2 separate regions of the Homo sapiens genome follow, and region 2 is linked to region 1. A link is a loop called in an ENCODE intact Hi-C map of the cell type or tissue named here. Cell type or tissue: PC-9. All regions are shown on one strand. Each heading gives the region's core, and the rest is flanking DNA. Links, peaks and the distances in the headings are about the cores only. Region 1 has its middle 42 kb from the start of CDYL-AS1. Region 2 has its middle 130 kb from the start of LINC02533.

Region 1 (14,793 bases), core at 5,686-8,185:
ACTCAGGAGGCTGAGGCAGGAGAATTGCTTGAACCTGGGAGGCAGACGTTGCAGTAAGCCAAGATCGCACCATTGCACTCCAGCCTAGGGGACAGGGCGAGACTCTGTCTCAAAAAAAAAAAAAAAAAAAATTAGCTGGATATGCTGGCACACACCTGTGGTCCCACCTATTTGGGAGGCTGAGGCGAGAGGATTGCTTGAGCCCACAGTGGTTGCAGTGAGCTGAGATGGCATCACTGCCTTCTAGTCCAGCCTGGGTGAGAGAGTGAGACCTGTCTCAAAAAAAAAAAAAAGTCGAATAAATGTATCATAAAATTAGATTTCATTCTGTTAGCATTAAACTGCAGAAATTCCTCACACAATGATATCATCATGGCAGCTAATGTCTCATGAAAAGACAAGTCTCCATGTGAAGGGTGCTTATGATTTTTGGAAAACAAGTTAGTCTGAGACTCCATTCTTCTCTTTGTAAAATGTGGGAAATAATGGGTGACTCATTGATTGTTGTAAGGATTAAATAATATAATTTCCAAAAATACCTAACACTAAGTAGGCTCTAAAATTAGTCTCCCCACCCTCAAACTCTCTACCTTACCCTAAGTGCATATATACATTTAAATACATAGTTTTAGTCACTTTGTTTAACAATGTTACATTTTAGTAATTTAAAAAATATATTTTCCCCAAAACCAGAAACTCCAAATGTATCTCCACTTCCCTGACACAAAGTAGCTATCTGCCAACACAAGGAATGGGGTGAAAGGAATAGGACATTCCATTGAACCAGGAGTTTCCAGAGAAGTGTGGGTTTCTTCCTTTCAACCTCTTTGATGTAATCTAAATCAATAAGTAATGACAGTTTGTCCAAAAGTGTCATACATTCAGGTGAGGAAGAAGGGTAGGAAGCTCATGGATGTATGCAGAGGAACTTAAGAACTCCTCTCAAACACTGTAAAACAGGTTTTCTGTCCATACATAGGGTGGATTTGCAACACAGCCTTCCACAGGCTCAAGCCCATCTGTTGTAAGGAGCATGAGTTAGGACAGAACAAGGAGGAAAACTACCAAGTCATCTCTCTTCACACAAGTCCAGCCAAGTATTGATTGTTTATTCAAAGCTTTCTTTTCTCCCTCCCTCTCTCTGTTCAGTCACTATCCCCTGCCTCCCACCCACCCCCTCCCTCCACCAAATGAAATTAAATTTCTCAACTACCTCTATTTGATGCTGTGTTTAGCATAAGCCCTGAGTAGATATGGATTCTGTTTCTTGAATTTTCCCTGACAAACCGCTTCCAGCTGCCCTTTGGGGTGGGATGCCACCGTGATAAAATACAGTGTCATGTTTGCTGAGGATTTCAGCTGCCACCTGGGGGCTCATGCACTCAATGAGTGCTCTTTAGCAAGGCTGGTGGTGACATGGTGACAAACGGTATGTTGACTTTTTTCTTTCTGTGGTTTAGGACTGGTTGGTTTCAGTCTTGCTGGCTCTTTCTCCTGGGTTACCAACATTTTCCACATTTAGAGCCTGTGACTGCCTCTCCTCCAGGATTATTGCAGCAAGCTCCTTGCTGTCGACAGAAGCCATTTGTTGGTTAGAGGGTTTACAACTGAGACGACCTACAAGTGCCCATTTGATAGTTAACCCATGCTTCAGAATTTGCTTATTTTTTTTCCTTTTTAAGGACTCTTTCTTCAACTAAACAGTTTCTCTTCAGAGTGTTATCACTCCGCTCCCATGAAATGACTGGGACTGTTACTTCTTTTATCTCTGGTCACACCCAGCAAAATTAAGCTTGCTTGTGGATGATTAGCCGTAGGCTGATCCACATCTGAGCCAATTGACTGGCTGCTTAGGAGGACTTTGCCTCGGGCTCACCCCTGAAGCCACCACCCCTGAGGCCACTGCCTGTGCCAGGGCATTCCCAAGCCTCTATCCCCAGTGTGGGCTTCCCTGCTGCATGTGGCTCTTCAGCCTCAGGTTCCTCCTCTTCACTCCCCCATCCTTGCATGGGCTTCCTCTTCCGTCCCGCTTGCTTCTAGAACATTTCCAATTATTGCTTCCAGGTCCTGAACACTAGTGGCTGAACTGAAAAATGGAAAAGATGATGAAAGCCAGGCACTGAGAAATCAGTTAATTAAACTCTTCAGAGGTCCCCAGAAAGGACAGATTCCCCTGCACACCTGATGAGGAATCTTGGACTCTTGCTTATTAAAGGGAAAGGAAGTCCATTTTACTGGACACTTGTCGAGGAATTCCAGCAAGCCCCTGGACAGAGGGCTTCAGTGACCAGGGTAGCTTTCTGCTTTTGGTTGTAAAGAGATCAGAAAGTGTCATCCTTCAAAGCGATGTCATGGGCTCAGAGCCCTTTCTGTGCACTTTGCCATATTGTGCCCACTCCGGTTCTCAAGGTCAGTTGGCCATCTGAAGTGGAACAATGACTTCTCTACAATCCAGCTTTAACTATTTGCACAGTTCCATGCCATTCCACTAATTTAGTACATACCAGGGTGTACCCAGGCTTCAGGCTGGTCTGGGTTCTACTTCCCAAGCCCAGTCCCAGCACATGCCTTCCCAAAGATCTTTCCTCCCAGGTCCCAGTCTCCCTCTTAGGATCAAACCAATTCAACTTAACCCTTATTTAATGTCTTCTCTCTGCCTACTCAGCCCAGTGTGGTAGTCAGGCACAGAAACTCATCAATTACAGCACAGAGTCAGCAGGTCAACAACAGAGTGGGATAAAATTCCCTCTTCTCCAAACACACAAACCCAGCTCTGTAGCATCTTTTTTCCACCCCTGAAATTCCCCCAAACAGACTATCCCTTGTGCTGGCATCCGGCAAGGTCCTAAAGAGGCCCTACAGCCTGTTTTTGCTCAGGCTGTTTTCAAGCCTTTTTCCGATCTATTTTCTCTGAAACTTTGCGTGCATATACACACACCAGAATCAACAAGTCGACTGAGCATGCAAAAGCCACATCCACATTTCTAGACCTTGATACCTTCTCAGACCTCTGGCAAATCTAAAGCCCAGACCAACTGGGATTACTCCCAGGTTATACATTGCTTTAGAGAAGAGAATATTTGTCACACCTAGGCATGGATCCGAGAAGTCCTCACATGCTCACATGCAGAAGGCCCATTCCTTAAGTAATTAGAAATCCATCATCTAAAAAAAACAATGACCAAATCACATTTTGATTAGGATTAAAAGGTGGAGGCTGGGCATGGTGGCTCATGTCTGTAATCCCAGCACTTTGGGAGGCCAAGGCGGGTGGATCACTTGAGGTCAGGAGTTTGAGACCTGCCTGGGCAACAGGGTGAAATCCTGTCTCTACAAAAAATACAAAAATTAGCTGTGCATGGTGGTGCATGTATGTGGTCCCAGCTACTCAGGAGGCTGAGGTGGGAGAATCACTTGGGCCTGGGAAGTGGAGGTTGCAGTGAGCCACGATCACGCTACTACACTCCAGCCTGGGCCATAAAGTGAGACTGTGTCTCAAAAAAAAAGGTAGAGACAATAGTACAGGTACCTTGAAACATCCAAAAACCCAAAAGCTTTTCTATTCTGAAAGGATCAGACAATTTTCTTATAAGAAATATATTTTTTCTGATGAGGCTTTGCTGGAGATATTACCAGAACAAGTGTCTCCAACCACTGGTAGTCTGGAAAATGATAAAGGTGGGTTCTGGGTGGCACAGTGAAACCAGCCTGAGATTACAAACCTTTGCTGGGGGTAAACTACAGAAGCAACCATGGAGACTTAATTCTGTGTTTTTCTGAGATTCTATAATTAGGTAATGTCATTTACATGCTTCCAAGTGAGGGAAGGAAATTCTTTGGAGGCAAAGCGTAACGGTTCCAGTACTGGCACCAAATGTCTTCCTGCTCAGCAAGTCCATTTTAAAGTCTTGTTCATGAGCTAAGCTGAGTTCTCCTACAGAAGCAGAGTGAAGAGTCAAGGAAATGTGAAGACTGGCCAGGCACGGTGGCTCATGCCTGTGATCCCAGCACTTTGGGAGGCTGAGGCGAGCAGATCACAAGGTCAGGAGTTCAAGACCAGCCTGACCAACATGGTGAAACCCCGTCTCTACTAAAAATACAAAATTAGCCTGGCGTGCTGGTGCATGCCTATAATCCCAGCTACTCAGGAGGCTGAGGCAGAAGAATCGCTTGAACCCAGGAGGCGGAGGTTGCAGTGAGCCGAGATTGCGCCATTGTACTCCAGCCTGGGCAACAAGAGCGAAATTCCATCTCAAAAAAAAAAAAAAAAAAAAAAAAAAGAACATACCTCTTTCAGCATCCCCTTGCAGGGTCCTCCCTATCTCTGTGATTCCAATAGTATTCTCTGAAACAACACAGAAGAGTTGGCCTCCCTCCCTCGCCTGACATAGCTCTTTACACAGTTGCAATTCCATGCCTCACTCACCACCCCGTTCTGGTGACTTTCCTCTGCACACATTCCGCCTTGCTCTCCCTCTTAGTTTTTAACACCTATTTAGCAAATATCCTGGAAAAATATTTCCAAAAAAAGTTAAAAGTGGTTGTTTGGAATGATGAGATTACCGGTCCACTGTTGTTTGCTGCTTCTTTGCATGTTTTCAACGTCTGGGCCTGGAACAAGTGCAGGTATTCCTTTGCTCATTCCGTAACGATGCTCAGCATTGAGTGTGCTATCCTGACTAGTGCGAATACTCCATTGCTTGACTTCTCCTGTGTCCGGAACGTTACACTTCTGGTAATACATTGTACGATTGTATTTGTCTTTTTCAAGACCACTTAACACCTTCAGCTTATATAAATCTCGTAGCTAACTGAAGCCTCCAGGTTTTTTCACATGAAGTGTTCACATAAATCATGGATCTCCCAACCTATTTTCATCTTTATGAGTAGTTAAGACATAAATCCTTCTTACAGTATTAAAGGGTGCTAGTGTATTAAACTACCTAAATAGCCAGCATGCCTTTTAAAGGGGCTATCATGATCTAATTCAAATGGTAAGAATTCCAGGGTCTATGTCAGGTGCCCCTGGCTCCCTCTGTGTCTCATCCCCTTCCATTATGGATCCAAAAAACATGTCTTGAAATGTTGCCTCCTGGCCGGGCATGGTGGCTCATGCCTGTAATCCCAGCATTTTGGGAGGCTGAGGTAGGCAGATCACTTGAGGTCAGGAGTTCGAGACCAGCGCCTGGCCAACATAGTGAAACCCCATCTCTATTAAAAATACAATAATTAGCCAGATGCGGTGGCATGCACCTGTAATCCCAGCTACTCAGGAGACTGAGGCAGGAGAATCACTTGAACCCCAGAGGCAGAGGTTGCAGTGAGCCGAGATGCAGGTTGCAGTGAGCCAACATCGCACCACTGCACTCCAGCCTGAGTGACAGAGAAAGACTCTGTCTCAAAAAAAAAAAAGAAATCATTGCCTCCTGCAAAAATTAATATGCAAGAAAATTCAAGGGACTAGTAATCTGTGGAAGGAGGGGGAAGATGGTAATGTTTTATTTCTTTTCGGTGTCAATTACATGAGGTCATTTTATTTTATAATATATTCTCTTGTATGTGTGAAATACAAATTTTAAATATGTGATAATTTAAAAGTAATATGTAGAGTTGATTTAAAATAGGAAAAAATGACTGGGCATGGTGGTCCATCCCTGTAATCCCAGCACTCTGGGAGGCTGAGACAGGAGGATCACTTGAGCCAAGGAGTTTGGGACTGGCCTGGGCAACATAGCAAGATCCTGTCTCTACAAAAAGTACAAAAATTAGCTAAGCATGATGGTGCATGCTTGTAGTTCCAGCTACTCAGGAGGCTGAGGCGGGAGGATTGCTTGAGCCCCAGAGATTGCAAATGTAGTGAGCTCTGATTGTGCCACCGCACCCCAGCCTGGGCAACAGAGCCAGACCCTGTCTCTAAATTAATTAATTAATTTAATTTAATGGGAAGAAATGTCTGGGCACTGCGGCTTATGCCTGTAATCCCAGCACATTGGGAGGCAGAGGCTGGAGGATCACTTGAGGCAAGAAATTCAAGACCAGCCTGAGCAACATAGCAAGACCCCATCTCTACAAAAACATTAAAAAATAAAAAATTCACTGGGCATAGTGGTGAATGCCTGCAGTCATAGCTACTCAGGAGGCTGAGGTGGGAGGCTTGCTGGAGCCTGGGAGGTTGAGGCAGCAAATGAGCTCTGGTTGCACCACTGCACTGCAGCCTGGGCAACAGAGAGAGATCCTGTTTTTTAAAAAAAAAGAGGGGGGGATTGGGGGGGAATTCTCAGTATCCCTTCAATTTTGAGGGGAAAAAAGGTAATAAGAAAAAACAAGGAGAAAGCAATAGATAAGCAAATGAAAGGGAGGAAAACAGATTCAAGTTTGAAAAGGAAAATGAAAGAAAAGATAGCGGCCTGGAAGACAGGCAGAGATAGGAGGATTAGATGGAGTATTTGGCTGAACAGGGACAACAGAGGTGGTGAGGAGTCCCTGCGGCGCTGCAGAGTGGGAGAGAGCGGAACAGTGAAAGCTACTTCGGATCCTCCAAGAAACGTCAGCAAATCCATCCTATTCCTCAGCATTCTGCTTCAGCCACCTAAGGCAGTCAGCCTCCCACTGCCGTTCAGCCTGTGTGGCCCAGAGCCAGGAAGCACGTTCCCTCGCAGCTCTGGGTACAGATTCCCTATACACATGAGTGTCTCCCTCCCGGTGACTCAGCTGCTGTGCTTTCCTCTCCTTCCCCAGGGCCTGAGCAGTAGCCTGCCTGATGATGATCAAGCAGAGCCCTGCAAGTTTCAAGAGGAATGTCAGTGACTCTTCACTGAAACCCCCCAGGTAGGCATGCAGTGACAATCCAGGGCTTTCCTGGACACATTGCAATCCTAACCTCAGGGTAAAAGCCATGTCCCTGTTCCGCCACAGCATGGCAAAATCAATTCCAGTTGGATTAAAAAGTTACATGTTTTTAAAAAAATGAAACCGTAAAAATGTATGTGACTCAGATAAAGTAAAAAAAAAAAAAAGAAAAAAGTGAGTGGTTATGTGTTTTTAAAAAGACAGAGATCAAATGGATAAATATTACACAAGACTAGTCTAAATTGTTTGGTGTACACCATGAAATACTTTTTTCAACCTCTGGCTCCAAATCTCCAAACTTTTGTCCCCTTCCTTACTCCTTGTGCTGAACAGACAGCCTTTTAGTCACTCAGTTTTAAGAGAAACTTCATTCTGGTCATTAAGACTCCATCTCAGGTATGAAAATTTCAGTAAGTGAAGGCAAAGATTAATTTTATATTCGTTTAAAGGCTTTTCCCGTCCACCTAAGGCCAGGCTTGCAGTCCCTGTTCTGGAAGGTGGGCTGTTTGCTCTTTCTGCATTTTACTCCTCTTCTCCTCTCTCTCTGCAGTTTCTTTTTCTTTTTCTTTTCTTTTCTTCTTCTTTTTTTTTTTTTTTCTTGAGACAGAGTCTCACTCTGTTACCCAGGTTGGAGTGCAATGGCACAATCTCGTGTCACTGCAACCTCTGCTTCCTGGGTTCAAGCTATTCTCCTGCCTCAGCCACCCAAGTAGCTAGGATTACAGGTGATGGCTAATTTTTGTATTTTTTAGTAGAGATGGGGTTTCACCATGTTGGCCAGGCTGGTCTCGAATTCCTGGCCTCAGGTGATCCATCCGTCTCAGCCTCCCAAAGTGCTGGGATTACAGGCATGAGCCACCACGCCCAGCCCTCTCTCTGCTGTTTCCCCTCTGGCGTTGTCGGGAAGGGAGGGGAAAGGACTAGGGGAAAGGTGCCTTTATGTAAGTCATGCAGCTGTCCTGACAGTCAAACTCTCTCTCTGGGAGGGTCCCCTTGTGTGGGCTCAAGAGACCTTTGAGGGTCTCTCCAGGGCACTGTTGTCTGATGCATACTGGGTCATCTCAGAGTCCCACTCCTAGGCTCCTGCCAGCTCTCCCCATCACAGCCTGGGGCACATGATGCAGGGGGCTCCCCACCAGACAGCCAGCCACCTTGGGCGGGTCACCAGCCAGATGGCCTGAGTCACTGTCTGCTGCATTCACTTGGCCCACAGCACATCCTTCCACTCCACATTCCAGATGGGGAGAGTGTAGCTGCTCTCTCTGTCTGCTTTCTCTTCATCCCGCTGGGACGGGCTGCTGCAGCAAGACTTTTGCATTCAGAATTCTCTAGATGAAAAGGAGAGACCAGTTTCTATGTTCAGTTAGACTCCTAATTCAGGAAGGGGAGGGCACAGGGATGGGAAGTTGGGGGATGGGGATGGAGGGAAGATGGGGATGGGGAAGAGGATGGGTCCACCTCTCTCAGAAACTTTCTCATTATTCTGTGCTAGTGTCAGCACCAGATGGGCCTTCAGACCCCAGCATCTCCGTGAGCAGTGAGCAAAGCGGGGCACAGCAGCCTCCCGCTTTACAGGTAGGTCTTGGTTTCTCCCAGTGGCAAGCTTGGAGTCCATCTGGCAAGGAAGAGCCCATAGGGGAATCGCCCCACACCACACTCTCCCTTTACATCTGTCCTGTGCTTGGGTCCCTTTGGTGGTCTGGTGAAGCTGTGGACTCCTTAGAATGATGTTTTTGGCCGGGCACAGTGGCTCATGCCTGTAATCCCAGCACTTTGGGAGGCCGAGGCAGGCGGATCAGCTGAGGTCGGGAGTTCAAGACCAGCCTGACCAACATGGAGAAACCCCGTCTCTACTAAAAATACAAAATTTGCTGGGCGTGGTGGCGCATGCCTGTAATCCCAGCTACTTAGGAGGCTGAGGCAGGAGAATCGCTTGAACCCGGGAGATGGAGGTTGCGGTGAGCTGAGATTCATTACATCGTTGCACTCTAGCCTGGGTAACAACAGCGAAACTCTGTCTCAAAAAAAAGAAAAAAAAAAGGACGTTTTTAAGTTTATAAAATAAAATATACAGGACTACAAAGGTTATCAATTACATTGAAATGCAGTTATCACAATCATTTGAAAATGTGTACTCTAGTAATAATGCTTCTTTTTAAAAAAAATCACTTTATTAGGATATAATTGACATACAAAAAGCTGTACCTATTCAGGCCAGGCTCAGTGGCTCATGGCTGTAATCCTAGCCCTTTGGGAGGCCTAGGTGGGTGGATCGCTTGAGGAAAGGAGTTCGAGACCAGCCTGGCCAACATGGTGAAACCCCATCTCTACTAAAAATACAAAAAAATTAGCCAAGCTTGGTGGTGCACACCTGTAATCCCAACTACTCAGGAGGCTGAGGTGGGAGAATCACTTGAACCCAGGAGGTGGAGGTTGCGGCGAGCTGAGATCGCTCCACTGCACTCTAGCACGGGCAACAAGAGCGAAACTCCATCTCAAAAAAAAAAATAGTTGTACATATTTAATGTATACGTGCACCCCCATGAAACTATCACCACAATTTATGTTATAAACATATCCATCATCTCCAAAAGGTTCCCCCGCCCTCTGTATTTATGTGCATGTGTGCACGTGATGGGGGGGGGTGGGATGAGAGCACCTAACAGTTAAGATCTACCCTCTTGGTAAATGCTCAAGTATGCAAGTTCTGTTAACTATAGACAGCATGCTCTCCAGTAGCTCTTTAGAACTTGTATAAGGGAAATGTTGTACCCTTTGACCAAGCCCTCCTGTTTCCCACTCCCCCAGCCCCTGTCAACCATCATTCTGCTCTTTGCTTCTATGTGTTTGACTATTTTATATTTCTCAAGTGAAATGATGTAGTGCTTGTCCTTCTGTGTCTGGCTTCTTTCACTTAGATGATGCTTTATTAAAACATAGTATAACAAGGTCTAACAGTGATTTCTAACTAGTGATGAGTATAAAGGTATTTTGCTATATCTGCAATAGCTGTATGTTATATGAAAACACGTGTGCTTTCTACTAGAGACTAAGTTACAGTTGTTGCTGGTACTACTATAGTTTGTTGCGTACATTCATAATTGGGGGAAATGCAACATTTCAGCTAGAGGATAGTGAAAATAAGGATGGAATATTTTTCCCATTGATGTTTGCAACCTGCCAAGGACAGACAAAGAACCCTTGCACTAGACTGACTACTGCCTGCTCCAGGGAATCCTCCCACAGCCTTCCTGGCCTCTGCTTATATAGGTCAGGAGGGTGCAGGGGACATGGCTGCAGGGCTGGTTTGGTGGCCTCTTGGTGAGGTTTGCAGAATCACCTGGCAACTTCCCTAGGAGTGGAGAGACATGAAAGCCAATGCTACTCAGCTTTTTTTTTTTTCTGCTACGCACTTTATTAGCAACTTAGCTTTTTTTTTCCCTCATAACCCATAGACTTAGCAGGAGGAGCATAGACATTAAGAGTAAGTGCACATGAAACATTGAAAAGGAGTAAACATGAATCCTCTCTTTGCAAAAGACAGTCTCAGAAATTTCTCATCTGCTAATTCACTTAATTCAACAAATTACATCTATCATGTTTCAAGTGCTTTGTTTATCGATATAGTGGTAAACAGAATACACTGATGGGACAAGCAACTCTGAGATGACAGAACGAGTTCCCTAAATAGTCTGTTACTGTGACTCCTGTTTATGCTTGATATTCACAAAATATTCTGGAATTGATACCCGAGAAACTGCTAACAGTGATTACCTCTGGGGAGTAGAGATGGAAATTGAGAGGAAAAGAAGGGAATGTCTTTTCATGTTAAACTCCTTTGTACTGTCTTTAAAAATAATAATAAACATCTTTTTATATGATGAAAAACAAGTTGTAAAGACAACTTTAAAAGTTTTCCTAAAGGAAACCATATGTGACTTTAACTGATTTGAGACAGTAGAAGCTTTCTAAGTATAAAAGTAATAGAAGGAACGATGGGGGAAATTGATAGATTTCACTACACACACAAAAAAAGATGCAAAACACGTCACAGACCAAAAATAACAAACTTAAGAAATATTTGCAACAAAAATTAAAAGGGGCCAGGCGCAGTGGCTCACGCCTGTAATCCCAGCACTTTGGGAGGCTGAGGCGGGTGAATCACCTGAGGTCAGGAGTTTGAGACCAGCCTGGCCAACATGGTGAAACCCCGTGTCTACTAAAAATACAAAATCAGCATGGTGGCACATGCCTGTAATCCCAGCTACTCAGGAGGCTGAGGCAGGAGAATCCCTTGAAACTGGGAGGTGGAGGTTGCAGTGAGCCGTGATCATGTTGCAAAACTCCGTCTCAAAAAAAAAAAAAAATAGCCTCAGCCTCCCAAGTAGGGGGGACTACAGGCATGCACCACCACGCCTGGCTAATTTTTGTATTTTTAGTAGAGACAGGGTTTCACCATGTTGGCCAGGATGGTCTCGATCTCTTGACCTCATGATCCACCCACTTTGGCCTCCCAGAGTGCTGGGATTACAGGTGTGAGCCATCGCACCAGCTGGAAATGGTTTCTTAAATAAGACCCAAAACGGACAAATGTTTAAAAACGTAAATTGAATTACATGAAAGTTAAAAACTTCAACACAATAACAGACATCTTAGAAAAAATGTAAAAAGTCAAAAGCCTAAAAGAAAGTGTTTGCAACACGAAAAACAAAGCATTAATATACAAAACATGCTAAAATTATTTTAAATAAACTTTAAAGAAAATACAATAGAAAAAAATGAGTAAATGATACATGCAGTAATTCACAGAAGAAACTGCTATAGTCAAAAAATACAGGCTGGGCTCTATGGCTCCCAGCACTTTGGGAGGCCAAGGCAAATGGATCACTTGAGGCCAGGAGTTGGAGACCAGCCTGGCCAACATGGTGAAACCCCATCTCTACTAAAAGTACAATAAATGAGCCAGGCATGGTGGTGCACACCTGTAATCCCAACTACTAGGGAGGCTGAGGCACAAGAATCATTTGAACCTGGGAGGCAGAGGTTGCAGTGAGCCAAGATTATACACCATTGCACCTCAGCGTGGGTGACCAAGTGAGACTCTGTCTCAGAAAAGTAGTAATAAGTAAAAATAAAACAAATGCAGGAAAAGTTGTACAACTTTACCACAAACATGTAAATGCAAATAAATCCACATTTCACTCCCACAAATCATTTCACTTTCCCATATGATTAGAAAAACTTTAAAATTTTGACAAAACCAAGTGTTAGAGAGGATCGTGGGAAACCAAAGATTCTCATGCACTATTAGTGGGAATGCAAATTTATTCAATCACTTTGGAGAAAAAGTTGGCATTATCCAGCAAAGTGAAAAATGAGTACAACCTCTGACCCAATTCTGCTTCTGAAGAAACACTTGTACATGTGTGCAAAGAGACAAATAAAGATGTTTACTGCAGTGTTGCTCTATAGTAGAGATTAGTTGGAACTAGCTCAAACGTCTGTGTGTAGAAGAATGGATAAATAAACTACAATGGAACAATATGTGCAGTATAAACAAAGGAACCAGATTTATACGTAGCGACATCAAGGAATTATTAAAAACAATGTGGCCGGGCGCAGCGGCTCACGCCTGTAATCCCAGCACTTTGGGAGGCCGAGGCAGGCAGATCACCTGAGGTTGGGAGTTCAAGCCCAGCCTGACCAACATGGAGAAACCCCATCTCTACTAAAAACACAAAATTAGCCGGGCGTGGTGGCACATGCCTGTAATCCCAGCTACTTGGGAGGCTGAGGCTGGAGAATCGCTTCAACCTGGGAGGCGGAGGTTGCAGTGAGCCAAGATCACGCCATTGCACTCCAGCCTGGGCAACAAGAGCAAAACTCTGTCTCAAACATAAATAAATAAATAATTAAATAATAAAAATAAAATAAAATAAAATAAAATAAAATAAAAACAATGTTGAGGCCAGGCACAGTGGCTCACTCCTGTAATCCTAGCACTTTGGGAGGCTGAGGTGGGTGAATGACCTGAGGTCAGGAGTTCAAGACCAGCCTGGCTAACATGGCAAAACCCTGTTTCTACTAAAAATGCAAAAAATTAGCTGGGCATGGTGGCAGGCACCTGTAATCCCAGCTACTCAGGAGGCTGAGGCAGAAGAATCACTTGAATCTGGGAGGCAGAGGTTGCAGTGAGCCGAGATCTCGCCATTTGCACTCCAGCCTGGGTGACAAGAGTAAAACTCTGACTCAAAAAAAAAAAAAAAAGTTGAGTAAAAAAAAAATGCCACGGATAGTTTTATACAGTATAATACCACTTATTTAAATATTCTTAAATACCAAAGCAACATTAAATATTTACAGATGTATTTCTACCTAGTAAAAGCATAAAAAGGTGATTGAGGCCGGGCGTGGTGGCTCACACCTGTAATCCCAGAACTTTGGGAGGTGAGGCAGGCAGATCACCTGAGGTCAGGAGTTCGAGAACAGCCTGATCAACGTGGAGAAACCCCGTCTCTACTAAAAAATACAAAATTAGCTGGGCATGGTGGCGCATGCCTGTATTCCCAGCTACTCGGGAGGCTGAGACAGGAGAATCGCTAGAACCCAGGAGGCAGAGGTTGTGGTGAGCCAAGATCATGCCATTGCACTCCAGCCTGGGCAACAAGAGTGAAACTCTGTCTCAAAACAAAAAGAAAAAAAAAAGTAATTGATACACACTAAATTTCTGATGGAAAGGAAATGGGGAAGGAAAGAGGAGAAGTGTTATTGTACTTTCCTATACTTTAAAAAAATTTTCCCAAAAAAAGCAGTACATGTGAAATTACGAAGGAGAGTGTCTGACTTTTATTAGATACTTGCTAAATTATAGCTATCCTTGAAGTTATCTATCAAGAACAGGTGCTAAAATGTACTTGCTTCCTGTTTCCCAACTACACCAACTGGTGGCTTCTCCTCATCCCACGTGTGCTAACAGCAGGCTCTGTGTATCACAGAACAACACAGTGTGAGCCTTGAGCCTCATGTCAAGCCGGTGCTTCTCAACCTGGGGACAATTTTCACTGCCAGGGGACACTTGGCAATGTCTGGAGGCATTTTAGTCGTCACAGCTGGGGCAGAGGGCGTTGCTACTAGAATGGAGAGTGTCGAGGCCAGGGAACTGCTGAACATCCTGAGATTCTCAGGACAGCCCCCACCACAAAGAACCATCTGGTCCAAATGTCAATAGTGCCGAGGTTGAGAAACCCAATGTAAGCTCATAGAAATTAACATAAATAACCGTTGCATTGAATCTAATATACTAAATTTGACTACTTTTCTGATGAGTCCTTTTTATAAATTATCAGACAAGTGAAGCCACATCTTCTTTCTAATCTTTCTTTCTAATACTGGACACTGACTAGACCGGAGAGTGTGGGTGATAGAGCTGCTTCTGCCAAAACCATGGCCTCTAGTTTCTCTTCTCTGTATCCACAGCAGGCAGAATGGCATCTGTTGGAAAGGGCATATACTCTAAAATCTTTTTTTTTTTTTTTGAGATGGAGTCTTGCTCTGTCACCTAGGCTGGAGTGCAGTGGTGTGATCTCTGCTCACTGCAACCTCCGCCTCCTGGGTTTAAACGATTCTCCTGCCTCAGCCTCTGGAGTAGCTGGGATTACAGGCATGTGCCACCGTGCCTGGCTAATTTTTGTATTTTTAGTAGAGATGGGGTTTCACCATGTTGGCCAGGCTGGTCTCGAACTCCTGACTTCAAGTGGGCCACCTGCCTCAGCCTCCCAAAGTGCTGGGATTACAGGTGTGAGCCAACACACCTAGCCTCTATAATCATTTTAATTGGGCAAAATATTATGGAATTTTTTTCAGTCATGAAAATTAATCAGGCTTGCATTCTAATTCAGTCTAACCCTGGCTATTTCCAAAGCCAAAGGAAGCACAACACAGGTA
Region 2 (14,793 bases), core at 7,941-10,440, 370 kb before region 1:
GGTAAAGGAAAGCCTCACCTTTTACTGCATGGTAGCAGGAACACATGATCAAACCCTCTACGTTCTTGGAGGGAGGAGGCCCAGGCGTCAGCCCCCGTGTTGGTATTGAATTCAATGTTCCCATGTGATGAGTCCATTGAGAGGAGAAAGTTAATTTAACTCGACCGGACTGTACGTCAATGCCATTAGGAAAACCACACTGCAAGAGTGAATGAGGCATCACGCCAACCCCGGGGAGTTGTCCAGACAAGGAGATAAAGCTTATGCATGGGGAAGATACAAGATATACAATAGTAGGTGCCATAAGTAAGGCTCAGAGGGCTGTGGGGGCTTAGAGCAAAGGCAGAGGACAAGGGGAAGGATTTAAGGAGGAGGCGGTTTTTGCCTTGAGAACTCCATAGCATTCAATGGCCAGAGAGACAGGTTATGAATAACCTTGAACACCAGACTATGGAATTTGACTCTATCTAACAGTGTAAGAGAAGGGATGCCAAATGCACTGTTGATGCGCCACAACTATCCTATCCCTGTACCTAACCACCTCCTACACAAAGCCAAGAAACACCAGTGATCCATTGTGGCCCTTCTTCGTGGCCTGACTATGGCCTCAGAATCCAGATGTTCCTCAGTATATAAAAGCAAAAGGACCAAGTATCTTGCAGTAGCCACAGAGGTGCCTGCCTGCAAGCAAACCTTTTGCAGAGATCACAGCTGATTGAAACCTCCGGGAAGCTGCACCTCTGGATCCATCAGGGTGTTCGCACCTGGCCGCACTTCTGCCAGCTGCCTCCGGCCAACACTGAGCCTGGCAGTGGTGCTAGAAGTGGGCCATTCTTGCCCTCTGGGTGATTCCCTTTATGGGCAGCTTTGGCTCAAGGACTTGCCATCTGTCTGCCTAGGACTCGCTCAGGACTGCCATGAGATCTGGGGCTCTTCCTGTCCAATGCTCCTTCCCTCTCAGCTTCTCCTGCTCCCACCTCCTTAGGCTTCACAGGTGGCTATCCCCTAGAATCTCTTGCACTTTGAATTTTATTTCAGTATCTGCTTCTTGGAGGACACATGCCCATTACCAATTAATTGTGTCACATTTAAGTCTAAAACTTTTGCTGTTCCTCTTCTTGAAAATGGGAAACCATGGACATTTGGGAGGCAGGGGGTGAAATGCTTAGTCTGTCCCTCAGCAGTGTGAGCAAAACGCATTTGACTAGAGTCAGGGAGGCAAATTAGGGTTACTGCTGTAATTCAGGCTGTGCACACCTGGACAAGGGTGGTGGCAGCGGGACTGGAAAAGAGGAGTGGCCACAAGTGACATAGCCACATCTGCCTCATCTGACTGCCATCTCTCCAATCAGCATGGAAAAAAATGATAAACAATGGGTTTTTTTAAGGAAAGAACACTGACGTAGAGGTCAGGAAGCCTGGGCTCAGCTCCAGCACTAACCAGCCGTGCACCCCAGGAAATGACAGCAGCTCTCTGAACTCAGCTTCCAACACCTGGAAATGGACAGGGAGGGGTGGGATGAGGTGATCTGGCAATTCACTAGTGTTCTCACATGCAGCCCTCCCCTTTTAACGTAACACAACATTTGCCATTTTAGTCATTTTTAGGGGTACAGTTTAGTGGCATTAGGAAAATTACACTGTAAGAGTGAATGAGGCATCACCCAACCCTCAGGAGCTGTCCAGAGAAGGAGGTGGAGTTTGTGCATGGGGAAGATACAAGACATACAATAGTAAGTGGTATTGGATGCCACAGTATCCACTAGATGGATGTTATGCACCCATCACCAACATCCATCTTCAGGACTTTTTCATCTCCCCAAACGAAAACTCTGTCCGCATGAAACACCAACTCCCCATTTCCCCTCCTTCCCCAGCAGCTCCTGGCCCTTCTCATGCTACTTTCCGTTGTTATGATTTTGACTACTCTAGTACTGCATGTACGTGGAATCACACAGTATCTGTCCTTTTGTGTCTGGCTGATTTCACTGAGCATAATGTTCCTCCATGTTGCAGTGTGTCAGAATTTCCTTCCTTTTCAAGGCTCAATAATATTTCATTGTGTAGATGACCACATTCTGTTTATCCATTCATCACTAAGAGACACTTGGATTTCTTCCACCATTTGGCTGTTGGGAATAATGCTGCCATTAACACGGGGGTGTAAATATCTCTTCCAGATCCCGTGTTTGATTCTTTGGGGTGTATACCCAGAAGTGGGATTGTTGGGTCACACGGTAGCTTGCTGTTGTCTAAGCAGCGCTTTCCCAAACTTCCCAACAGAGCAGCCACACAGCCACTGTAAATGAGTGCAGGAACTAGTAACCGTCCAGTAGTGGCCAACATATCACGCTCTATTTTACGAATTCACCCAGATTCAGCATTCTGCATCACATCATATCCTTGTTTGTTTATAAAAGTGTTGCTTTATACTACATTCCAGTGTAAGGAACACTTTGCTCTGCAGAGTCCAAAAAGCCCTGCTTCTCCTGTGGCTTCCCCGGGCTGGGCTGTGATGGCAGTGCCCAGCTGGACGAGCACCCAGAACAGGGTTGCAGTTAAGATCCCGTCCAGCTCTGACACTCTCTGACTTAAAGCAACACCCCTCCCAGTGGCTTCTTCATTTTCAACAAAAGTGAAGTGAGCTCAGGACTCTTGCTGCCGAGCCAGGAGGCGTGAGTCACTAGCCATGGGAATTTCAGGCATCTGCGTGTGTGCGATGGCGGCTGGAAATGGAGAGGGAGCATTTCTAGAGCTGAAATGTCGCAGAGGCACAGCCCCCAGTGGGTCTGGCACAAAAGCAGCGTTATATCGAGAGGCCTGGCAGCGCTGCCTGGGCTTGTTTCCCAGCTCTTGCAGCTCTCGGGGGGTTCTAGAAGATCGTCCAGACTATGACTCATTCCTGTGTTACTGTAATAGAGAAAGAAGTAGGTGGCAGTGTGACATGGATTTCACGGAGAATTAGTGAGAAATCTGTGTCCACTCAAGCACATTTTATGTTGTCTGAATGTGAGGATTCTCCTTTGGGCTGTTTATGGGCAGGGTGGGAGAGAGATCGCAGAGGTGCAGTCATGGGCTTCCAGAGGCTTTTTACAATTCTGTAGTGGCCATGCTGGGAAGACGCCCTGAGAAGACACTGCGACTGTCCATGTGACAGCTGCGGGAGTGAAAGCCATTGGAAATTCCTCCAAACCCATTGAGCCAAGGCTGCCACTGCCATGTCCCATCCAGGTGAGGCTTTGGCCAGAGCTGGCTATGGACTGGTTTGCATTTCCCTGCTTTTGATTTCCCTGACAGTCTACGGTGGAAATGCCCATGGGGAGTGAGGAGATGGAAGAGAACACAAAGGCAGACAGGAAAGGCTGAGAAGGTTCTCCCATTGGACACATAGTCCTCAGATGCATGAACTGTCCCTTGAGAGAGAGGAGTGGGACTGTAGGTCTAAATTCACATCACTGTAAATTCCATTTGTATCTTCACGGGATGTGACGAGGACCATAATGTCAACGCTCTTGAGACGTCTGCCCACAGGTGCCCTCGTGCTGAAGCTTTCCCTCCCAGCTCCCATTTCAGGAATGAAGTGTTTCTTCCCCTAGCTGCAGCAGATGTCACCAGTGGACAGTCTTCAGTGGACAGCTCTCTTCTGGAAATACCCTAGCTGAAGGGAGCCAGTCTAAGCTGCACAGCTCTTCCTGATGCAGACTATACACCAGCCATGATGCCGAAGTCAACTTGCAAGTGGAGAGAGAAGGAATTCAGACCAGAAATGGACTAGGGTTCACAGCTGAAAAATACCAGTAGTGGCCATGAGGTAGGTTGTGTGAGCCACAGACCTGAGAGACACCGTGGGCAGCAGCAGGAGAGGCGGTGGTGACAGAGGCCAGCACCCCAGGCCCCTGGTCTGCAAACACCTCCAGTGAAGCCAGGGCAGAGTGGTGACCAGGCGCCATCCTCCTCCACTGTCATGACAGCAGGTGAGACCTGGAATGTGTGTGCAACCCCACAGGGAGCCAGGATCAGGAACACTTGAATTCATTAAAGTAAAGTAACCCCAAACTGACAGAGAAGCCTTGAACTGAAAGAGAAATTACTTAATTGCCTGAGAAATAGCTAAATTTATTTTTGCACACCTGAGGCTTGTGAACAATCTGAACTTCATACCTGCTCCACAGTGTTTGCAGTTTAATCACTTCTTTCCTGCTTTTCATTACAACGGCAGGGGGAACAGAATAGGGTGCCAGGACAAGGCCCACAGACACAGCTCAGTAAGCTCTCCAGCTCTCCAACAAAATCCTACCTGCGAGGGTGTGGCAGCCATGGAAATGCCTTGCTCAAATCTCTCTGCAAGAGAAGCTTCTGTGGAGAACACTGCTGACTACAGCCTCCAGCTGCTAAGCCTTGGATCCATCATGGCGGCCAAGCCAGGTCCCACCTCCCCAGGCTACCCAGAGAGGGTGCCAAAGCCAGGACTCTGGAGGATTCCTCTTCCTGGCAGCTTTGGCCCAGGGACTCCCAGTGGCCCAACTGGGACTCTCAGGGCTTCTGTGACATCTGAGGCTCCTCCTGACCATCCTTCTTCCCTCTCTGCCCTCACAGGGGTCAGACCCGCACTTCAGTCTGAGGGTCCTCCCTGCCTTCCTATGCTCCCTCCCCTTTGTCACCAAATGTCTCCTCCAATAAACCTCTGGCATGTCTACTCTAGTCCTAGCATCTGCTTTTCAGAGCACCTAAACTGACAAGGGAGAAGGAAGATGTTCCCTGGAAAGCACTCAGCATAAAAAAAACAAGAGATGGCCTGAGGATCTTGACTCGGGAATAGGCTTTGCTAGAGAGAGGCAGGGATCAGAGCGTAGTATGCCATCTTGTGTTTGAAGCCAGCGTTGGCCCAGCTCCCTGGACTCCTGTTTGGGTTCTGAAGTCAGAGGATGTGACAAAAACGTTCATCAAACTTTGCGACATGCTAGGGGGTGCCTCTCCACCAGAGTGTAACCCAAAGCGGGGGCATTCTCTCCAATATGGACACGAGTCCAGCTTGGAATCCCTAAGATCTCCCGGTTGATCTCCCAGTGTTCCTGGTGGGGGCTCCCTCCCAGGCCTGCAGCAGCCTTGGCAGGCAGAGCAGCTACCTGCAGGAGGGACCTGTGTGGAACAGCACTGGAGTGGCACCTGTGACATCAGAACCAACTGACTGCTTGCTTGTTTGGTGGTTGCTGTTTTATTTTCTCTAATGACACCCCTCCAGCTTCAAAATACCATGGTTTTATTCCACGTAGGTCTTGCCTCCCTGACCAGACTGTAAGCTCCCTATGTCAGGGATTATATTTTCTGTGTTTTCATCCATTTCTAGGGACATCATAGAAATCCAGGATATACTGGTTGGCCATTGGTAGTTACATAATTGTCCAAATTTTATTTTTTATTTTTATTTATTTTTTTGAGATGGAGTCTCACTCTGTCACCCAGGCTAGAGTGCAGTGGCATGATCTTGCTCATTGCAACCTCCACTGAGTTCAAGCGATTCTCCTGCCTCAGCCTCCCAAGTAGCTGGGTGAACGTCACCACATCCCACTCATTTTTGTATTTTTAGTAGAGACGGTGTTTCACCATGTTGGTCAGGCTGGTCTTGAGCTCCTGACCTTAAGTGATTTGCCCACCTCAGCCTCACAGAGTGCTGGGATTACAGGTATGAGTCACTGTGCCCAGCCTCAAAATTTATTTTAGACCTTCAACTCTTTGTATAGTTTCATGTGCAAGGGCACTATATCAATACTGTTTGAGGATGGTTATTTTCCAATTGCTATTCCTCTTGATATGAAAGCTATGATGAGCAAGAAATTCAGAGATATAAAAAGAAATTGTTTTTTCAAAAGATGAATTTATCAACTCACGATAACATACCAGGCATAGTGATGGGCTTTGCAGGGGGAATGATGACACAAAGATGAGCAGGACACAACCCCTGTCGTGCACTCATGTGGCCTGATGGGAGGGACAGGCATGAATCAATAGGTCTTATACAATAGGATAAGAGCTACAGAGTCTGGGGACCCGGGGGTTCTGACGGCACAGGAAAGAGGGTGACTAACTTTATCTTGAAATCCTCAGGAACGCTCTGGAGAGGATTAGTAATTGAACTGGCTCTTGCAGGCTGAGTAGGTGTTTGCCAGTTGACAACAGAATGTAGGGGGAGGATGTCCAAGAAGAGGAGAGGAGGGCTTTACAAGTGCAGAAAGGCCAGGAAATCACAGTCTTCCCAGAATGTGTGGAAAGTGAGAGGCTTAGGGGCATGGCCAGCCATGGGCAGTGAAGCAGCTTAGCCCTAGGTTTTCAAGGCCTTTAAACACCACCCTTGGGAACCCAAACTTTGCCCTTGAGTTTGTTACTGTGGAGCCGTGTAACGTTCTGGAGGGTAGTCATATTTTATATTTCAGTTATGGAAACTTTACTGCTTTATTAAATAGAAAAACATCAATTGTTGGTTTTTTGCATACCTTACCAGTGTTCACTCAAAGACATGTTTCCTTATTTATTTATTGCTGTTGCATTTTTTTAAACTTTTATTTTAGATTCAAAGGTACATGTGCAGTTTTATTATATAGGTAAACTGTGTGTCAAAGGGGCTTGGTGTACACGTTATTTTGTCACCCAGGTAATAAGCATAGTACCTGATAGGTAGTTTTTCAATCCTCTCCCTCCTCCAACAACAGATATGGCCCCCTGTCTGTTGTTTCCTACTTTGTGTCCACTTGTACTCAACATTTAGCTTCCATTTTTAAGTGAGAACATGTGGTATTTGGCTTTCTGCTCTTGTGTTAGTTTGCTTAGGATAATGGCCTCCAGCTCCATCCATGTTGCTGCAAAGGACATGATGTCATTCTTTTTTATGGCTGCATAGTATTCCATTGTGTGTGTGTGTGTGTGTGTGTGTGTGTGTGTGTGTGTGTGTATCACATTTTTTAAATCCAGTCTACCATTGATGGGCATTTATGTTCATTCCATGTCTTTGCTTTTGTGAATAGTGCTTCGATGAACATACTTGTGCATGTGTCTTTATGGTAGAAAGATTTATATTCCTTTGGGTATATATCCAGTAATGGGATGACTGGGTTGAATGGTAATTCTATTTTAAGTTATTTGAGGAATCGCCACACTGCTTTTCACAATGGTTGAATTAATTTACACTCCCACCAGCAGTGTATAAGCATCCCCTTTTCTCCACAACCTCGCTAGCATCTATTATTTTTTTACTTTTTAATAATACAATTTCTGACTGGTGTGAGATGGTATCTCATTGTGGTTGCAGTTTGCATTTCTCTAATGCTTAGTGATGTTGAGCATTTTTCATGTTTGTTGGCTGCAAATATGTCTTCTTTTGAAAAGTGTCTGTTCATATGCTTTGCCCACTTTTTAATGGGGTGTGTTTTCTGCTTATAAATTTGTTTAAATTCCTGATAGATTCTGGATATTAGACCTTTGTCAGATGCAAGTTTGCAAATATTTTCCCTCCATTAAAGACGTTAAGTTTATAGAGATGGCCAATCACCCTCTGACTTTCAACTTAGAGATGAGATCATTAGTTTGTTCCTCTTAAAAACATGTTAAATGGAAAAAGGGATATTTTTTTTTCCCAGAAAGAAAGAGGTCATTTTTCTTTTTTCAAGTTTATGGAGAGCACTGTATTTAAACTGTCTTCTGAGTTTCCTGGCCGCATATCTAGGGAATAAGAGCAGTTTCCCAAGGATAGAAACGAAACAGTACTTCCTTTGTTCTACTTCTACTTGATGGGGGACACCCAGGAACTTCAGATGCTTTCAGTGGAGCTGGCAAGTCCCCATGGGGAGCCTGTTACGTGCCCGGCAGCCCTGTCTTCATCCACTGTTGTGCTCAGTTCCTGTTGGGAATCACTCTGTGGTGTGTCAGGTACTGCCAACACCAAAGTGCTGGGCTCAGCTATGGAGGCACCTGTAAACATCAGCATGCTGGCCACCACCCCCACCTCAGGATGCCCCCAACTCTGGGAGCATTACAGGTCTGTAATCAGCACCATAGAGTGTTAGAAACGGGTCTGGCTAGGGACATAAAAGAGGATTGCCAGACTAGGGACAGTTGTGACCAGAAGCAATAAACCTCCAGTGCCAGCAATTAGTTCATGGTTTTCTTCCACCCCACTTGCTGCATGGGAGCAAATGTGAGAAAGGCAGATGGCAGGGTTGGAGGTCAACTGGGCGAGCACAGCTGGACCAGGGAGGGAGGGAAGTTGCAGTGTTGTGTTGAAAGGGCCAAAGAACCCAGATGCGGAAGGAAGGAAGGAAGGAATGATGGAAGGAAGGAAGAAAGGAAGGGAGGGAGGGAGGAAGGAAAGCCAGGAGTGTTGTGTCAGAATGAAAGCATCTGTGAGGAGTGAGCCTGGAGTTGAAGAACTGGTTTAGTGAGAAGGAGGGCGTGGGAGAGGTGGAGAGGCCCTTGGGGTGAGAGATTTTATTTGTCATGGTTTAGATGCCCCAGATCAGAGAGGTGAATTTCACATATGAAGTATTGAGGTTTTAAGATGAAAAGTCAGCACATCAATACATACTTTGTATCTCCTTAGAATGTAATGTGGCACATATACACCATGGAATACTATGCAGCCATAAAAAATGATGAGTTCATATCCTTTGTAGGGACATGGATGAAATTGGAAATCATCATTCTCAGTAAACTATCGCAAGGACAAAAAACCAAACACCGCATGTTCTCACTCATGGGTGGGAATTGAACCATGAGAACACATGGACACAGGAAGGGGAACATCACACTCTGGGGCCTGTTGTGGGGTGGGGGGAGGGGGGAGGGATAGCATTAGGAGATATACCTAATGCTAAATGACGAGTTAATGGGTGCAGCACACCAACATGGCACATGTATACATAGGTAACTAACCTGCACATTGTGCACATGTACCCTAAAACTTAAAGTATAATAATAATAAAAAAGAATATTTACTTTTTTGAGGTGTGCTCCAAAAACCACCCCCAGCATCTTAGGCTCTGGCTGACTGCTGCTCACCTGTGACCATCTCTAAGTCTGAATCCACATGGCTACACCGTCATGTTATCTGCAGTGCTGTTACTAAAAATGAGATCCTTTTCCTCATGTCCAAATCAGGGCTTCATCTGGATGGGGTCCCAGCTCTGGCACAGGCCAATGGCAGGAGAGTTCAGGGATGGGCACACCTGGCCGGCTGAGGGGAGCCTACAGCCAGGCTGGCCTCCCCAGCCTCTTCAAGTGCAGGGCCTGGCGAAGGCCTGCCCTCTTGGCACCTGTCCTGTTGGTCCTGGGACAGAGCCCACAGCTTGGGATAGTCCTGTGGGAGGGGGAGGTTGAGTCACTTTGCATCACATTCATGTCTCTGCAAATGCTGAGTCACCCTGGATGCAGAGCGAGAGGATGCTGTGGCTGCCTGCCGGGAACGTCTGAACTGGGCAGCCCTTTGCCATTGGCAGGAATGAGTGGGCGTGACGCATTCTCTCCAGTTCTGTGCCTTAGTCACCAAGGTCACTAGATTATGTGTGTCATGCGAGGGAGGCGCATAAAGGGCTGGGAAAGGTGGCAGGCTGCGGTGGGGGAGAGAGAAGGGCAGGAGCAGGCTTGTGTTTCAGATCTCAGCTTTCCTTAGCAAAGGGAGCTTCAGCTTTTCCACGCCCTCTCTGTGTATTCTTTAATTTTCCGGTCTCCCCTTAAGATGACTTTGCAGTTAATCAGGCTTGAATCTTCACGGTCTCTTGTTGCTACAGGATGAAGTTTCAGTTCTTAGCCTGGCATTTAAGGGTCTACAATTTGGTGGCCCAGCCATCATGTCCTGGGAACAGCTCTGGCCCTGGAGAGGAAGCCTCTCGAGGCTGTCACAGTTTGGTTCTTCTTTCCCAGGACAATCCTCCACTGCTCTCCTGGCCAGCTGCCTCCTCCAGCCAGCCGGCCCTCTCCCTCCCTGCTCTTCCCAAGTCCCAGGCTCAAAGTGCGGCTCACATCCCTCCTTTCCCTGAGCCTTCCCAGACAGCCAGCCCCACAGTGGCCTCCTTCCATTCTCAAAGCCTTTGGTGGCACTTCATGGCAGAGCCAGGGTAGAAAACAGGGACGATGAGACTTACAAATCTGAGCTCAAATTCCAGATCCTTCTCTGACTTGCAGTGTGATCTTGTGCAAGACACAAAACCTCCTGGCCCTTAGATTTCTTCTTCTGCTACAAATGATCAGAGGTTCATGAGGGAAATGGAACTTAGTGTCTGAGTGCTGGGCACAAGGTAAGGACTCAATCAGTGCTGGCCCCGCCTCTTTTGCTCTCACCGCCTCTTACTTTTTTATGACTTCTTTAGCATCCATTATATCCATGTATGTTTATATTTAAAGTTATTTTATTATGTGTGTGTATACTGATTCCCTAATTGAATTGATTGTGTGTTTTCATTCATTTTTTGAAAGAATTTTTGTGGAGAGTCTATTATGTTCCACAGCTTGTGCCAGACACTAGGGAGTCAAAGGGGGAAAGATGCTGTTCCCAACAGAAAGTCTGGTCTTATACTTCTTTGTAAAGTCACCATAAATATTCTTTAGTGACAGGTAGAGTGAAAATAAACAAAATATTTTCCACATAGTGATAAGTATAATAGATGCCAAATAAATATTTGTTGAGTTTTAGCTTTGGAGTTTTAGATGAAAAGTGTGAAATGCCTTCATGATATTTTATTTCAGAGCTTAACATATTTCAGTTGTGACCAAATTGAAAAGTCCGAACCTTCAAAACTGAAATGCTAGGAAATGATTGCTCATGATCTAGAAGGATTTGTCAAGGGCTTTCTTTAAAAGCCTTCAGCCTCGCGGGGCTCCGTGTGTGTACACACGCATGTGCGTGTGTTCTGAGGGCTACCAAGAGAAGCAAGGGTTGCAGGGAAGGCTCTAACAACGCCCTTGAAGGGAAAAGTCAATCAGAAACAAATTGACTACAGCTGTGAGATTCTAATGTATGTCAATGAAGAGATAAGATTCAATCTACAAATATTTGAATTACATGCAAAATGTAAGTCACAAATCTCGCACCTAAAGTCAGGGTTACCTTCCAATACTCCAGCCTTGTTGTACAAGTCGGGGCTTACACCATCGCAGGGCAGAACTGCTCCCATAATGAGTATAGGAAATATTCAGCCCACCATTTCTGAATAAATATCAGTGCATAGCACATTTCTAGTCTTTAAAATGTCTAACTGCTTTCTGCATGAGTTCCCATAGTCAAAACAACACCCTTCTTCCCTCCTTCCTCCTCAGGTCTCACATTTGTGACTGCTCCCTCAACAGAGTCCCAGGCTTTCTTTTCTGTGTAGATTCTTGCAGAGCTTTCTTGAAATGGAGCCGCCTCATCAATAGGCCACCCTGCACTGCCAGCTCTGTTAAGTAACCAAGTCTCTGTTGGGCGGAATTTGTGGGTCTGGATTTGTGACTATATTCCAGGTGTCTCCTAGTGGCTCTCAACAATCTTTGGTCCATATTTATGGCCCCTTGTTTCTTACCTGCATCTGCAGGACAGGCCGTCTTCTGAGGAGCTGTCCAAGCTTCCTGAACTTGCCTTGAGGGGCCCTGCAGTCAAGATAATACTCCCTGCAACCCTAGGTTCCATTGTTCCACCAGATGCTCTATGCCACTTGCAGCCATCATCACTAGCAATAACCACGGTGATGGAACTTTACATTTCTGCAGGAGTTTACAGCCTGCAAAGGGCTTTCACATACATCGCCTCAGTGTAGGTGACTGACCATGGTGCTGCCCTGCCCAACAGCCTTCAGTGGTGGCTGGAATTCCAGTCTCCTTCCCGGGGTGTTCATGGCCCCCATCTCCTCGCTGTGCAGGCCAGCTCTCACCTCTTTGCCGCCTCCCCATCCCACCTCCCACTGCAAGCTCCCGGAACTTCAAACTGCCTGTGGCTCTCAACACACACATCTCCCTCCTCTCACCCTCCGTATCTCGGCTTTGCCTGTCCTTCAGCCTATGTGGCTTCCCTATCTGCTCTGCTCTTTCTTCCACCCCCAACCCCCCTGCCATGCTCCTCCCCAGCTGTGCCAGGCCCCCTTCTCAGGGCTCGTAATGTCCTGTGCATATCTCTCTGATGGCCTCTGTGGGTGTGTGGCTTTCTTATTGGGATAGAATATACCAAACATAAAATTTGCCATTGTAACCATTTTTAAGTGTACAGTTCAGTGGCATTAAGCATGTTCACATTGTTGTGCGACCACCACCACCCATCTCCAGACATTTTTCATCTTCCCAAACTGAAGCTCTCTACCCATTTGTATCAGTTTGCTTGGGCTTCCATGGCAAAGTACCAGACTGCGTGGCTTAAACAACGGACATTTATTTTCTTACAGTCTGGAGGCTGGAAGTGCAAGATCCAGGCGTTGGCAGGGTTGGCGTCTGGTGAGACCTCTCCTCCTGGCTGTGGCTGGCCAGCTTCTCCCCGTGTCCTCACATGGCCTTTCTTCTGTGTGCTTATTGAGAGAGGGGGCTCTGGCATCTCTTCCTTTTCTTACAGAGACACCAGTCCCATTGGACTGGGGCTTGGCCTTCATTTAACTCTAATTACCTCCCTAAGGCCCAGTCTTCAAATACAGGCACACTGGGGATTAGGGTTTCAACATATGCATTTCGGGGGGCACAGTTCAGTCTCTAACATCATTGAGGAGTAACTCCCACTCTCTCCCCCAGGCCCTGGCAACCACCATTTCACTTTCTGTTTCTATGAATTTCACTCCTGTAGGTAGCTTGTATAGGTAGAATCACACAGTGTTTGTCCTTTTGTGACTGGCTTATTTCACTCAGCATCATGTCCTCAAGATTCATCTGTGTTGTAGCATGCGTCGGAATTTCCCTCCTGTTTAAGGCTGAGTGATATTCCGCTGTCTGCACACACCACATTTTGTTGATCCACACATTCACCAATGAAACCACTGTGTTAGAGAGGTGTTTGTGTCTGTCTCTACTCTGAGGTCGGACCCTTTGTCTAATACTTCTCTGTATCTCACGCACCAAACACCGTGCCTGGCATGTCATTCTCTTGATAAATGTTGAAGGAACAAATGAGTCAATTATTTAACATGCTGACCATCATGACAGCCCTGAGTTAGGCAAGCTTCCCATTCCTACTTCCATTTCTCAGATGAGGAACTCAGACTTGGAAACGTAAAGGGACTTTCCATTTTATCAATTGCCTTTCTCATCCTGCTGGTAATTATGTGAAGCAGAAATCTTCCTGCTGTCTTTGGCCCCCAGACATCATGCCCTATGTTAGACATCAATCATATAGCTTGATTTCTATAAAGGCAACTGGACTTCCTGGGAAAGAGCTAGTACAGCTCTTACAATGATGCAGAAGTAAAGCCAGGACGTTCTGGGACTGTAGTGAGGAAACCATCAGAGCCCAGAATCCATGATGGTGAAAGATCCTCACAGTGGTCCTCAACCAAGGGCGATTCAGCCCCCCAGGGGACATTTGGCAATGTCTGCAGACGTTTTTGGTTGTCATGACTTGGGGTTAGGTGGTCCTGGCATTGACTGGGTGGAGGTCGGGCATGCAGCTGAACACCATACACTGCACAGGACGGCACCCAGAACAAAGACTGGTGTTGCCCAAACGTCAATGATGCAGAGGTTGAGAAACCTGGTCCGAAAAGAGTCAGGAATTAAGTGGCCCCAGCAAGGGGAGTGGCAAACAGAGGAGAACGTGGGGCCTCCTTAGGGGAACCAGTGTGCAGACTTCTGCAAGACCAAGCTGCACTGACCGATGGAGATACTGAATGACTTGCTAACAGCTTTGGCCTAATGATTTTGTGCATCCTGGAGCCCTGGGGCTTTTTGGAGGCAAATGTTAATGTAATGCTTCAGTTCTGCCTCCAACTTCTATGATACTTACGTGTTGGATTCATAGCTGAAATATAAAAATGACATATATAGACTATGCCAAGCATAGATCTGTGTATGCAAAATAACACCAACTGAAAAAAAGCAGAATGTAAAATGCCATGTGTATGGCATTTTACATGCCACTAGTACATCTGTGTCCGATATAAAAGAATGTACATAGACAAAGATCAGAAGAGTTTGAAATAACACAGTTTATATTCAGTTGTAATCTTTGTTAGTTACATTTTAACTTTTAAGGTGTTTTATATAAACATCCACTTGAAGTTTCAAAAATCAGGAGTCTAGCCCTTCTTTCAGAGCCGTACGTACGGTTTGTTGAGATTTTCTACTCAGCCAAGCAAGGAACTGAGTGCTTTTTGGACATTGTTACATTACACCCTAAATTACCCAATGAGATAGGCACTGCTGTGCCTGTTTTACAGATGAAAAGCCTGAAGCTTTGTGATTAAGTAATTGACCAAGGTCACAAAGCCAGCAAGTGCTGGGGCCGAATGTTCACCAACTGCTCTGTGCCTGCTCCAGAGTGCATGGGACATGCTGTGTGACCAGATTTGGTGATCTCACACCATGGCCAATTTCATCAAAAAGCTACATGGATTTCCCAATCTGAATCACTAAATAACTAATTCCCGGCATTAGTCAGGGCTCTCCAGAGAAACAGAGCCGATAGGATATGTGTGTGCATTTGTGTGTGCACGCGTGTGTATGAGATTTGCTATGGGAATTTGCTCGTGCAATTATGGAGGTCAAGAAGTTCCACATCTACCATCTGCAAGCAGAAAGTCAGGGCTGTAATTCAGTTTGAGTCCAAAAGCCTGAGAACCAGGAGTGCTAATGTCTGAGGGC

Evidence for each region. Peaks named below come from ENCODE experiments on the same cell type or tissue, not always from the same donor. Only the 100,000 strongest peaks of a DNase experiment are listed, where the experiment ranks them.
Region 2: it touches region 1 in a loop (9-fold over the local background); 2 of 110 quality-filtered maps call a loop at or near these places.

What each region holds. Positions count from the first base shown.
Region 1 is chr6:4,726,421-4,741,213 of GRCh38, forward strand. It overlaps a transcript of CDYL not described here. Among named protein-coding and RNA genes, the nearest start is that of CDYL-AS1, 42 kb to the right of the region's middle. RefSeq lists enhancers at 5,596-6,486, 6,487-7,376 and a silencer at 8,557-8,755. In PC-9, for the core only: no CTCF peak of the experiment used is centred there; DNase peaks (open chromatin) are centred at 6,741, 7,761 and 8,041; H3K4me3 peaks cover 563 bases; H3K27ac peaks cover 1,965 bases.
Region 2 is chr6:4,349,356-4,364,148 of GRCh38, forward strand. No RefSeq gene overlaps it. Among named protein-coding and RNA genes, the nearest start is that of LINC02533, 130 kb to the right of the region's middle. RefSeq lists enhancers at 8,944-9,695, 8,973-10,172, 8,993-10,341. In PC-9, for the core only: no CTCF peak of the experiment used is centred there; DNase peaks (open chromatin) are centred at 8,446 and 9,476; H3K4me3 peaks cover 750 bases; H3K27ac peaks cover 2,500 bases.